3 separate regions of the Homo sapiens genome follow, and all the other regions are linked to region 3. Evidence: chromatin contacts called from ENCODE Hi-C or POLR2A ChIA-PET data. All regions are on one chromosome and are shown on one strand. Each heading gives the region's core, a stretch centred on a gene start or an enhancer-like site at or near the end of the contact. The rest is flanking DNA. Distances are from core to core; before and after follow the strand shown.

Region 1 (4,166 bases), core at 408-2,907, 170 kb before region 3:
GAAAAATACAGAGTTCCTCTCCAAAAGGAACTGATAACCTAGTTAAAGGGAAAATGTTTCATATTGACCACAAATTGAACTTTTTTTTTCTTTTGAGACAGAGTCTCGCTCTGTCGCGCAGGCTGAAGTGCAGTGGCACAATCTTGGCTCACTGCAACCTCCGCCTCCCGGGTTCAAGCAATTCTCCTGCCTCAGCCTCCCAAGTAGCTGGGATTACAGGCATGTGCCACCACGCCCAGCTAATTTTTGTATTTTTAGTGGAATGAGGTTTCACCATGTTGGCCAGGCTGGTCTCAATCTCTTGACCTCATGGTCCACCCGCCTCAGCCTCTCAAAGTGCTGGGATTACAGGCGTGAGCCACTGTGCCTGGCCACAAATTGAAATTCTTATGTTTAATGCCATGACATCTAACACTGCGTTCAATCAAAATGTCTACGCATGCAGCTTGAGACCTTTGCACAGAAGGTGCCTAGGGTCATGATTTGGGAAGATTAATCTGCCATCAGTGGAGGGGTGGATAAAAACTAATGTTTATTGGGATCAAGATGAGCAGTCTCTGTGCCAGAAACTTTATTCCTTTAATTTCCACAGCCCTGTGAGGCAGGTGAAATCATCCCCATTTTATGGATGAGGAAATTGAAGTTCAATTGGTTCAATAACATGCCAAAGGTCACTCAACTGATGAACAGTGGAGCTGAGATGCGGAAGACTGAAGACTCACAGCCTGGACTTTTAACCAAACACCACATGGCTTCGCTACAGAAGAAAGTTAGAAAGTTTTCAAAAATAAAATGTAGAGCCAAGTGCCACCTTGGATATAAGGGACTGGGGGACGGGAAGAGGCAAGAACTCCCAGGCTTCCCTCTGGCTGTCAATAGCTAGTGGGTCCTGGCAGTGGGAGCTGGGCCATCAGAGGTGGCGCCTGAAGTGGGGCAGGCACAAAATGGGTTTTCGGGCAAGCATTTGCCCAGGTGATGGTCAAAGCCACAGAAAAAAGGTGTTTTGATGGAGTGGTGGCTGAGTGTGGGGAGAGATGAGCAGGGGACCAAGCCTGGAGCTTGGGCAGCCCACGATTGGACACTAGGAGAAGAAAAGAAGCCAGTGGAGGAGACACTGAGGCTAGGGATGGGGAGGGCACTGTGGAAGGCTGGGCTCCACCTGGCGCTCCGGGGAGCTGGCAGGGGGGCACATCAAGGAGCTCAAGCTGCCTCACCAGCAAATGCCTCTGTTTCTGACCAGGGGCAATGAAATAAAGGGACCCGGTTGAGTAACTGGTTTCTGGTCCCTGCCAGCCCAGGAAGCCAGCACCCACCCTGCCTTACATCCCATGTGCCACTCTCAGCCTTCGAAGCAAAACCAGCTGAGACCAGCACCTGCCAGATCTGAATGCGCAGCTCCAAGTTCTGGGGGGTGGGGGTGGGGGTGAGCCAAGGAGGTCTGGCTTCTCTAGGGCAAGGGTAGGAAGGACAGCAGGGAGGCTCACCCTGAGCCCGGCAGGCAGCCCTTCCTCCTCCTCCCCTTCAGCAAAGAAAGGCAGATAAAAACGTGTTTTTATAAATAGCTCCAGCCCCAGCTGATTTGTAAATTCAGTGGGTTTTTTGTGTCAATGACATCACCTTCCTCCCCATGGCAACCCCCGACGATATCAAAATTGCCAAGCAACGTTGGAGCAGCTCGGCGCCCCAAACGAGCAGGTCGATGCCTGAGGATTTAATGGAGAAATCCCAAAGTGAGCCGGGGCGCGCGGTGGAGGAGGGGCGCGCCGCAGCCGGGGCCGCTGGGCCCTGATGGGCGGGAGCGGGGTGGAGCGGCCTCGCCTGCCAGGCAGCCCTGGGCGCGGGGCTCGGCGGCCACACTCTGGAGACAGCCACGGTCCAGGCAGGTGGGGGAGGGCGCTGCTCCCGTCCTGATGTGCCAGGAGCCGCCAGCAGCCATCCAGGTGACTAAGCCGGCCCACTAGCACTGAGTCACCGCCCGCCTCGAGCTGTTCTTGCTTCTCCTTTGCATCTGATTATTTTGGGAGCTGGAAACTTGGAGCTGCACCTGAGTCCCGCCCCTTCTAGCTCTCCCCTCCCTACCTTGGGCTCCAGGAAGATGGGACTTGCTGTGAGTCTGCTGCCACCCCCTAAAGATATGGAAGACGCTGTGGGGGCCAGAAGTGCCCGGGGGGCTGTGGCAGCAGGCAGAGTGCAATAGCAGATATGGTGGTCAGGCTGCCTGTGTGTGTCCTCTGGAGGTGTTGGGACAGAAGGGCAGTCTTGTCCGAGCTGACTGGAGTCCTCCCGGGCTGGCTCTGAACTCATCTCCCACGGGGATGTTTCGGTAAAGGAGTGGCTTCTGGGGTCGGAGTGGCATTTGGAGAGCGAGGCTGGATTGGCTTAGGCTGGCCTGGGCAGGTAGGTGGCTCTGTGTTGGGTGTGGACCCACGTGTGTGTGAGTGCGAGAGTGTGTAAGCCAGTGTGTGTGCCGTCCCCCTGCTGGGGACAGCAGCTGGGTCCAGCAGAGAGCTGGCTGGGGGCTTGACAGGAGTTTATCCTAACTGATGCTGGGTGGGCGCAGGCCCTGAGATGGGCGTCAGGGAGAGGGGACGCCAGACACACGGCCTGAGCAGGGTGAGGAGCAGCTGCCAGCCCCGGCAGGCCCAGGCCCTGTCTGGGTGCACAGGACAGAGACACAGCAAGATGCCCAGGTAGGAAGCCGTCCGGAGGGGCTGGCCAGGGTGAGAGCCCATCACTGGGGGGCTGGACAGCCCATCAGCTGCCCCTTCATTCTGGCAGGCCTGGGTACCAAGGAAACAGCTTCCTACCAAGAACCATGTCACTCTCTTATGCAGGGCCAGTCAGCACCCATGTGCGTCTCTGCTGAGCTCACAGGGACACATTCAGTGAGAAGGGTGCTGGCCAGGGTACGGCTTCCCCATGATCAGGACCCAGCGGGTGCCACCCTCAAGCCCCTGGTCCCCACAGGGCATGCCCCAGTGTGTGTCAGGAGGAGGGGGGAGGTCCCTTCTCCCCCACACAGCTGGCAGCTTTGCGGGCACCAGTGAGTAAGCTGCCAGAGGGAGGGAGGCTGTGTGCCCACAGTGGCAGGACAATACCAACCAGGAGCCTTCAAGAGAAGAGGCTGGGTGAGAAAAGCACTGAGGTTTTCTTTTCCTTTTTTTTTTTTTTTTTTTTTCTATTTTGCCTGAAGGGAGTGCCGCTTCCTGGGCTAGAGACAAGCACCAGCCTGCAGTGGAGAACGCAGGACCCCGCTGCCCAGAAGGAGCAGCCACGGTAAGGTCCCCACTGCCGCTGCGTGCTCCGGATTCCTGGGCTAGGGACGGGGGTGCCAAGGTGTCCAGGCTGCCTCCCACCTGGGACAGGGAGGCTAACTCCACAGCTGTGGGTTCCTGGGTCAAGGGGCTCCACTCCCCACCCGGCCTGCCACCTTCTTTCCAGATTGATTGTGAAACAGTCCAATCCCAGCTGGTCTCTGGCTCCCTAGCTAGAGGGAGAGGTGCTTGTTTCTACTCTTCCTGCCCCAGCTGGGCCAAGCCAGTGCCACCGGGACACCCCTATCCAAGGCCCCTCTCACTTTACCACCTCTGGGACATTTCCCTTGTGTATTCATTCCACAAATATTTAGGGAGCACTGCTGGGTCCCAGGCTCCAAGTCACACCCTTTGGCTGGGTTTGACCTGGCACAGATTCTGACTCTGAAACTCAGCATCAGGGCAGGTTCAGGGAGCTGCCTGGCCAAGCACGGTCACTCCTCACAGGCCTTGGTCTCCCCACCCCTGCTGCAGGGTGGATGACCTGGTCAGCTTTGGGGACATCGGGCCCAGTGAGCTCGGGTTTATAAAGCACTGGGCCCCACCGGGAAGCAAGGCTAACGTCTTGTGGTCTCCAGTTATCCTTTCCCTGGCATTGTACACCAAGAGGTTTGTGCCGTTCTGCCTGGGGTCTTCCTGAGGCTGGTTCTGGTGGGAACTGGGCTGCAGGAGGAGAGGATGAGCTTAGGAGCCGTGTGGCCCCCAGGCCTGGTGGGCCTGGGACTCAGCCCCACGGGAGCTCATCTAGCTGGGGTTGAGGCCTTTGGGGCAAGCAAGGAGTCCCCTCTGCAGGCAGGCTTCCCTGGCGGTTGTCCTGGCCCAGGCTTGGAGGTGGCACCTGGGAGCCCTAGT
Region 2 (4,271 bases), core at 196-2,695, 240 kb before region 3:
TCCCCTCTCTCAGTCCCAAGGTGAAACACATGACTTGGTTCTGAACAATCAAAGCCCTGAATCCACTATCCCCAGTGACTGTTTGGGAGGAAGGGGTTAAGCAGGGTGACTCCTAAGTCTGAATTTGAACCTGTAAGGATAAAGTCGTGAATCTGTTACCCAATGGAGAATGACAATAAGCCAACAACAAGAGTAGAGGCGAGAAATGGAGAGAGGCCCAGTCCACATGAGTCCTGGGTTAAGCTTTATCTGAAGTCTTTTATATATAAAAGACAGTAAATTCCCTTTTCTGAGTAGGCCGATTTAAGTTGGATTTCTACTTCTTTGGAATCAAGAGTCCTGATGATTCAGAGGAAAGAAGGACTTATATAACATGAACAAAGACAGAAAGCTGGGAACTAAGAACCAGAGGGTAGTGGACAGTATCCTCAGCATCTGCCTCTGGGAAGTGCCACCTCTCTGACCATCCCCACAGTCATAAAGGAGAACTCCCCTGTACCTGGGCTTTCTTAAATGACCCTGTTCCTTCCTCAAGGTGGCTAATGCCTGTAATCGCAGCTACTGCGGAGGCTGAGGTGGGAGGATCACTTGACCCCGGGAGTTGGAGGCTGGAATGCAGTAGCCCCATGATGGGGCTACTGCACTCCAGCCTGGGCAACAGAGCAAGAAGAAGACCCTGTCTCTAAAACAAAACCAACCAACCAAACAAACAAAAAGACTCTACTCCCCTGGTCACATCTGAGCTATCACAATTTCTTCCTCAGAAAATTGAAATTGCAACAAACAGTTTAATGTCAGTCAAGGCTAGTCCCCTGAAGGGGAAAAGAGGTAACACCTTGGGAACCATAGCATGGCTGTGTTTACTGCTTGTGGACTGAGCAGAAGAGAAAGCAAGACAGTATCATCACTTTATAGATGAGGAAAACTGATGGTCAGAAAGATTATGTAGCTTGCCTAAGGTTGCACATTTGGTATGATTTTACAGAACTAGAATCCAGCTTTTTGAATTCAAGGGTGGGGCAGGAAACAGCTAGGTCAGTGGCCTAAGAACTCCGGACGGGTGAGATTTGGGGCAGACAGCAGGGGTAGTCACCCTACAAGAGTCACGCCAAGTGCAAGCACTCAGAGACATCTCCCAACACTCAAAACAGCAAAGAAGTTCTGGTGCTTTAAGTGTTCCTCGCTCGGCTCAGAGACTCGGCTTCGAGCCGCGACTCAAGACAGCACCTGGGGGTATTTGTTTTGCCTAAGCCTGCTGCACTTCCACGGCCATTGAATCCCAAAAACTACAATTCCCATTATGCACCGCGAGTTCGCGGACTAAACAGGCATAAACTACAAGCCCCAGAATGCCTTGGGCGAGACGCGAGAGCACGGAGGAGCGGAGGGGCGTGGCCACGTCGACCGCGCGGGACCGTTAAATTTGAAACTTGGCGGCTAGGGGTGTGGGCTTGAGGTGGCCGGTTTGTTAGGGAGTCGTGTACGTGCCTTGGTCGCTTCTGTAGCTCCGAGGGCAGGTTGCGGAAGAAAGCCCAGGCGGTCTGTGGCCCAGAGGAAAGGCCTGCAGCAGGACGAGGACCTGAGCCAGGAATGCAGGATGGCGGCGGTGAAGAAGGAAGGGGGTGCTCTGAGGTAGGTACGGGAGAAAGCTGCTGGGGGCTGGGCCTGAGAGGACACGGCCTGGTAGGTAATAGAAGGCTCCGCTCGGAGCAGTCGAGGGGGAGATCGGCACCGTCAGAACAGACCCCACCGGAGCCTCCTTCCTTTTGGAGTAGAATGCCGGAGGTGGAGGTGAAAACGCAGTGGACTGAGGGCACGTGCGAATCCTGCCGCATCCAGCTTCAAAGCGAAGAAGGCTGCGGGACCCCAGCGGAACAAAGAGTTTGGAAGTTGCAATGTTGTCTGTTTGTAACTCAGCTCAGCCACCTGCTAGTTGTTTGACCTTGGGCAAATCGTTTGTATGGAAAATGCTGATGTTAATGCTGCCTTACGTGGTTCTGGGGGAATTCAAAGTATTTGTTAAGTAACTGCTTCCAAATAAGCGCTCAACAAATGGCAGGTGCTATGCCAATAGCACAGAGATCTGAAAGCCTTTAGCCAATATCATAGAGATCTAAATTATGCCAATAACATAGAGATCTAAAAGCCTTTTTCTGCATGTTTGCGGCTTTTCCTTGTATTAAAAAAACTATATTGCAGTTCTAGGTTGGAAATCTGTATGTGTTTTCACTGTGGTGCCCGCAATACCTAGATAAGTGCTATGTCATGGGCTCTTTCATTCATGTAACAAGTATTTTTTTGGCTAAGCTCTGAGTGCAGCAAATATACAGACACAAAAATCTCAACCCTCATGAAGCTTAAGTTCTGGCATGGGATGAAGGTGGGGGAGTCAGACAATAAAGACAAACTGTTAGGTGGAGATGTGGTCAGTACTAAAAAAAATAATAAAGCAACTGGGTGTAGTGAATATTGGGGGTGGGGATTGGTGCAATTTAACTTGAACACTGGAGTCTCACTGAGGAGATGTCACTTTGGTCAAGACTTGAAGGAATCTCAAAAGCTAGAGGTTCTATATCTGAGGAGAGTACAAAGGCTGAGGGTGAGAGCTAGGGGAGGAAGTTGCACCTGGCATGTCCAAGGCCATTGTCACTGGAGCAGAATTAACTAGAAGAGTAAAAGGATATTATGTAAAAATGGTGAAGATGCAGATTGTAAGGACTTAGCTTTTACTCTAGTTGTAATCAAAAGTCATTGGAAGGTTTTGAGCAAAGGAAAGACATAATCTGACTTGGGTTTAAATGGGGTCACTTTGGCTGTAGTGTTGAATACACTAAAGGCAGCAAAGGATGGAAGCAAGGGACACCAGTTAAGAGGTTATTGAAATAATTCAGCTCAAAAGTGAGTTGAGCCAGGTGGAAAACAGTGGAGATGATGATAAGTGGTTGATTTCTGTATATATTTTGAAGGTAGAACCAGTAGGACTTGCTGACTGACTGAGGGGTATGAGAAGGGCATCAAAGTTGGCACTAAGATTTTTGGCTTGGGTAACTGAAGAATGGGATTGCCATTTATTTGAGAAAGAGGAAGACTGTGGGAGGAGCAGGTCTGGGAGGAAGTGGGGGCAGTCTTAGCTCAATTTGGGATATTTAACTGAGATAGTGTAATTCACTATTTTTAAGAGCAAGAGAAGAAAGTTCAGATGAATTCAACAAACAGGGCATAATAGTGTTATATCTCGTATTAGATCATGGGCATACAAAAATAAATGGCATAGCCCTTACCTTTACAGAGTTCACACAATATAGAGCAGGTCCTGGTATAACATCGTTTCGTTATAATGTTGATGAGAAAAAAAATCAATTCATTGCGGGGCTGCTGTGTATGTGGAGTTTTCATGTTTTCCGCATGTCTGCATGGGTTTCCTTAGGTACTCCAGTTTCCTTCTACATCCCAAAGATGTGCCTGTTAATTGGCGTGTCTAAATGATCCCAGTCTGAATGGGTGTGAATGTGATGCTCCCTGTGATGGAGTGGTGTCCTGTCCAGGGTTGGTTCCTCTCTGAGTTGCTGAGATGGGCTCTGGCCACCCTCAACCCCGAACTAGAATAAGTGAGTTGGAAAATGAATGAAGGAATGAATACAAATTACTGTAAAATAAAAATCTGTAAAGGCTGGGAGCGGTGGCTCACACCTGTAATCCCAGCACTTCGGGAGGCTGAGGCAACAGGATTGCTTAAGCTCAGCGGTTCAAGACCAGCCTGGGCAACATAGTAAGGCCTGTCTCTATTTAAAAAGTTTATATAAAGTGTGTATGATAATCATATAAATGCATGACAATAAACAATGCCTTATGAAAGTGCCCAGCATGCCCACTATAGTGTTACTATTTGTTTTTTGAACTTTGTGGTGGTAGGAGGTACTTCTTGAAATTTTCACTCTCAAACATTTATTCCTTGAGTTAACCCACCAACACTATGACTGCAGTCATTCACTGATTCGCCAAAAATTGGGTAAATGATTATTTTTTGTTTTCATTAAATGTTCTTAAGTGTACGGATAGCTCACATTTATTTCAATATTTAGTATTAAAAATGTTTGTTTCGAGTCTTTATTCAGAAGTTTGGTGACGTTTTTGTGACCAGAAATATGCCATAGGAACTTAACTTTTGTTTATGTCGATCAGCCTGTGGTAAAATTGGTTTTGTTACATGTCATTTTGATTAAAGTCATAGTTTCCAAGAAGCTGTCTCCAACGAGTTTTCAGTGCTCATC
Region 3 (4,354 bases), core at 1,670-4,169:
AACTAAGTTGTATCTATACAATGGAATAGTCTTTAAAAAAAGAAAAAAGAGGACGCTCTTAACATAGTGATATGCCAAGATCTCCAAGATACATTGTTAAGTGTAAGAAGAATATATATTCATAATTGCTTGTATTTACATAAAACTGTGGAATATTTAAGAAACTAATAAAGGTGGGCTGGTACAGTGGCTCATGCCTGTAATCCAAGCAGTTTGGGAGGCCAAGGCAGGAGGATTGCTTGAGGCCAGGAATTTGAGACCAGCCTGGGTAACATAGTGAGACCCTCATCTCTACAATATACATACATATATATATATATGTATGTATATGTGTATAGATGTATATATTAGGCCGGTGGCATGTGCCTGTAGTCCCATCTACTTGGCAGGCTGAGGCCAGAGGATTGCTTGAGTCCAGTCATGGCAGTAAGCCATGATTGTGCCACTGTGCTCCAGCCTAGGTGACAGAGATCCTGTCTCAAAAAAAAAAAAAAAAAAATTTAATTTCAACCTGATTTAAAAAAAAAAAAAAGCGGCCGGGCGCGGTGGCTCACGCCTGTAATCCCAGCACTTTGGGAGGCCAAAGTGGGCGGATCACGAGGTCAGGAGATCAAGATCATCCTGGCTAACACGGTGAAACCCCGTCTCTACTAAAAGTACAAAAAATTAGCCAGGCGTGGTGGCAGGCGCCTGTAGTCCCAACTACTCGGGAGACTGATGCAGGAGAATGGTGTGAACCCGGGAGGCGGAGCTGGCAGTGAGCCGAGATGGCGCCACTGCACTCCAGCCTGGGCGACAGAGTGAGACTCCGTCTTAAACAACAACAACAACAAAAAAGCAGTGCTATGATCGGGTGTTAACTTCTCAGTAGTACTTCAAATTATGGTGAGGGGGTGAGTTAGAAGCTGAGGAATGGGTGCAGGGAAGTTGGATGTGGTATGAATGATCTAAAAATGAGAGCAATGTGCCAAGTACTGTGCTGAATCATTAAGTATGCAATCTCTTTTATTCCTCATAGTAGCCTTAAAGTTGGTTGGTATCATTTTCGTTTTAAAGATGATGAAACAGTGACTGAAAAGATCTAAGAAACTTGCCGAAAGTCCCACAGCTATGTAGTGGGATTGCATAGACTCCTGGACTCAGGGTACCAACCTGAGATGAGTTGTTCAAGAGCATTGACTTGGCTGGGTTCCGTGGCTCATGCCTGTAATCCTAGCACTTTGGGAGGCCAAGACAGGAGGATCACATGAGCCCAGGAGTTCAAGATCAGCTTGGGCAACATAGTGAGACTGCCCACCCCCACCCCGGCCCCATCTCTAATTAATTAATTAAATTTTAAAAATAACATTGACACAACATGGAGGAGGAAAATAGAGCAAGTGGAGAGGGGATAGAGACTTAATTCCATCAGCTCCCCTCTTTCCCCTCACCACTCTTCCTTTCCCTGTGTCCCGAACCCGTGTTTCTAAGTCCTGACTGCTATTATTCTGGTGTATTAAATACATACTATTTACTATTTAATACATCTTTTGTTGTTGTTTGTTTTCTCAAATTTTTTGTGGAGACAGGGTCTCCCTATGTTGCACAGGATGGTCTTGGACTCCTGGCCTCGAGCGATCTTCCCACCTAAGCTCCCAAAGTCCTAGGATTACAGGCATGAGCAACCATGCCCAGCCTATTTAATACATCTTATTTAATATATAGTATAATACGTAAATATGTACTATTTAATATTTAACACATATTAAATACAAATGGTCCCCAACTTACAATAGTTCAACTTAAGATTTTTCAACTTTATGATGGTGTGAAAGTGATAGACATTGAATAGAAACTGTACAATATTCAATAAATGATATCTAACACTGTCTTATAAAATATGCTTTGTGTTACATGATTGTGCCGTTATAAGCTATTATAAGTGTTCCAAGTACGTTTAAGGTCCACTAGTCTAAGCTATGATGTTTGGTAGGTTAGGTGTTTTTTTGTTTTCTGTTTTGAGACGGAGTGTCACTCTTGTTGCCCAGGCTGGAGTGCAATGGCGTGATCTCAGCTCACCGCAACCTCCACCTCCCGGGTTCAAGCGATTCTCCTGCCTCAACCTCCTGAGTAGCTGGGATTACAGGCATGCACCACCACGCCCAGCTAATTTTTGTATTTGTAGTAGAGACAGGATTTCTCCATGTTGGCCAGGCTGGTCTAAAACTCTCCGCCTCAGGTGACTCACCCGCCTCGGCCTCCCAAAGTGCTGGGATTACAGGTGTGAGCCATCATGCCCGGCCTAAGTGTATTTTCAAAGTGCATTTTTGACTTACAATATTTTCCATTTATGATGGGTTTATCGAGAAGTAACCCCACTGTAAATCGAGGCGCATCTCCAATCTAGAAGGCAGCTACTCCTTAATAACCCCTTTCCCATAAAACATGAATCTAAATCTACAAACCTTGTTATATAATAAAGCAAGATGTACTCTGTTATGATCAGTGTGCACGTTAGAGCAAGCACTACTTTTCCGATCTTAATTATTCCAGAGATGCTTGACCAATTTACTGGGTACGTGGGCAGTTTTCTGATTGCTGTTTCCACACTCTGCTTTCCCACAGAGAGATTTCCGCAGTTAGGGGCTGCTATTTCAACGCAGGGAGATAAAAAGAAAAAAACACTTGCTCTTCTACCCCGCTAAAAACACTCATCCTAGGGAGCACGCCAGCATTTGCAGCGTTCGGGGCAGGGCCACTCGGCCTGCGGCCGTTGCACTGGCTGGAAGCTGGCAGGCGATCACGGTTGATTGGCTCGGGTGCGGTCCAAGGGCAGCAACGCCTTCGGCGGGCCGCCTAGGGTGATTGGCTGCTGCAGCCCACCCCCTAGCCGGTTTGGTGGGCGGCGAAGCCTGGATTGGTGGAGCTAAGAGCTGGCTCAGTTTCAGCGCTGGCTCTTCGTGCATGGCAGAGATGGCGACTGCGACTCGGCTGCTGGGGTGGCGTGTGGCGAGCTGGAGGCTGCGGCCGCCGCTTGCCGGCTTCGTTTCCCAGCGGGCCCACTCGCTTTTGCCCGTGGACGATGCAATCAATGGGCTAAGCGAGGAGCAGAGGCAGGTGAGGAGACTGACCCCCTTCCTGGCCCCAAGGCCTCCTTCCTGCCTGGTCCCCAAGGCCTCCTTCCTGCCTGGTCCCCATCGGCCCAGCGCCCACCCAGCCTTGGCTTTTGCCCGTGGGCCGTTGGGAGCGCCAGCGCGGGGGCGGGACGCGGGGCCTCCGACCTCGGGTCCAGTCCTCTGACCTCGGCCTCACGTCTGTGGAGTGAAGATTTGAGACCGTGGGACAGTACTGCTGGAAGTAGAGAGGAGGAGTCGAGGCTGGGAGAGCTCCTGAGAGACTGATGGTGTTTTGGTGGAGGATTGGCCAGGCTACCTACCGCTTGTGGCACAAGGGCCCTCAATCTGTATGTAGTTCACTTACACCTGAACAGGCTGAGGTATGCTTCTCACACCTGGGTGGTCATCGTAATCACCAGGGAGTCTTTTTTGTATAAACAGTTTGGGGGTTTTAAAAAGCCACAGTGAGCTCTCCTGTCGCTCTTCAGCCCATTGGGTCAAAACACAAAAGTTGAACAAGTACTTGAAAGAAGTAGTTGGAGGCCAGGCGCCGTGGCTCACACCTGTAATCCTAGCACTTTGGGAGGCCGAGGTGGGAGGATTGTTTGAGCTCAGGGGTTTGAGATCAGCCTAAGCAACATAGCCAGACCCCCATCTCATAAAAAATAGAAAAGAAGACGAAGTAGTATTTACAAATGGAGCAGAACCAGAGTCCTTCCTGAGGTTTCACTTGGAGGCTGGATGGAGTTGGCGGAGGTATGAGCCTCCCAGCAACTCCGTAGTTTATGTTTATAGCCAGCGAGCGCTCAGAGCTTCCGTGAACCACCTCAAGTGGAAAGGGTTCAATCCCTATTCTCAAGCTTTCCTGGCAAGAGGAGTTTCTTTTCTTTTTTCTTTTTTTTTTTTTTTTGAGACGGAGTTTCACTCTTGTTGCCCAGGCTGGAGTGTAATGGCGCGATCTCCGCTCACCACAACGTCCGCCTCCCGGGTTCAAGTGATTCTCCTGCCTCAGCCTCCCAGGTAGCTGGGATTACAGGCATGCACCACCACGCCCGGCTAATTTTGTGTTTTTAGTAGAGACGGAGTTTCTCCATGTTGGTCAGGCTGGTCTCAAACTCCCAACCTCAGGTGATCCTCCTGCCTCGGCCTCCCAAAGTGCTGGGATTACAGGCATGAGCCACCATGCCCAGCCGCCAAGAGGCGTTTCTAATCTCTTTGGGTAATCAGACCCTTTTAGCCAAAGGTTCGGGGGCTTAAAA

Evidence for each region. A loop is a pair of places that touch in the nucleus more often than their neighbours do. ChIA-PET counts read pairs that join two places held with the same protein, here RNA polymerase II (POLR2A). Pooled maps may share reads with other maps.
Region 1: a pooled map shows a loop between it and region 3 (2.0-fold over the local background). The contact joins the promoter of PAK6 here to the promoter of IVD in region 3. A Hi-C loop is called at or near these places in 1 of 168 maps with a recorded cell type or tissue (astrocyte of the cerebellum) and 1 of 50 pooled maps. POLR2A ChIA-PET finds 5 or more read pairs at or near these places in 5 of 52 experiments (AG04450, BJ, MCF 10A and 2 more).
Region 2: a pooled map shows a loop between it and region 3 (10-fold over the local background). The contact joins the promoter of BUB1B here to the promoter of IVD in region 3. A Hi-C loop is called at or near these places in 1 of 37 single-sample maps with no recorded cell type and 8 of 50 pooled maps. POLR2A ChIA-PET finds 5 or more read pairs at or near these places in 3 of 52 experiments (K562 and activated CD4-positive, alpha-beta T cell).

Annotation. Positions count from the first base shown.
Region 1 is chr15:40,237,406-40,241,571 of GRCh38, forward strand. PAK6 (p21 (RAC1) activated kinase 6) reads left to right here and starts at 1,658. Exons shown (of 11, transcript NM_001395430.1): 1 at 1,658-2,397; 2 at 3,194-3,276. All of the region lies in intron 1 of BUB1B-PAK6 (BUB1B-PAK6 readthrough), which reads left to right. LOC107984763 (a long non-coding RNA gene) reads right to left here and starts at 2,296. Exons shown (of 3, transcript XR_001751506.2): 1 at 2,080-2,296.
Region 2 is chr15:40,159,624-40,163,894 of GRCh38, forward strand. It overlaps BUB1B (BUB1 mitotic checkpoint serine/threonine kinase B), which reads left to right and starts at 1,446. Exons shown (of 23, transcript NM_001211.6): 1 at 1,446-1,632. The coding sequence starts at 1,598. RefSeq lists enhancers at 1,580-1,679, 1,700-1,829, 1,837-2,601.
Region 3 is chr15:40,402,876-40,407,229 of GRCh38, forward strand. It overlaps IVD (isovaleryl-CoA dehydrogenase), which reads left to right and starts at 2,920. Exons shown (of 12, transcript NM_002225.5): 1 at 2,920-3,096. The coding sequence starts at 2,953. RefSeq lists enhancers at 736-835, 4,125-4,354.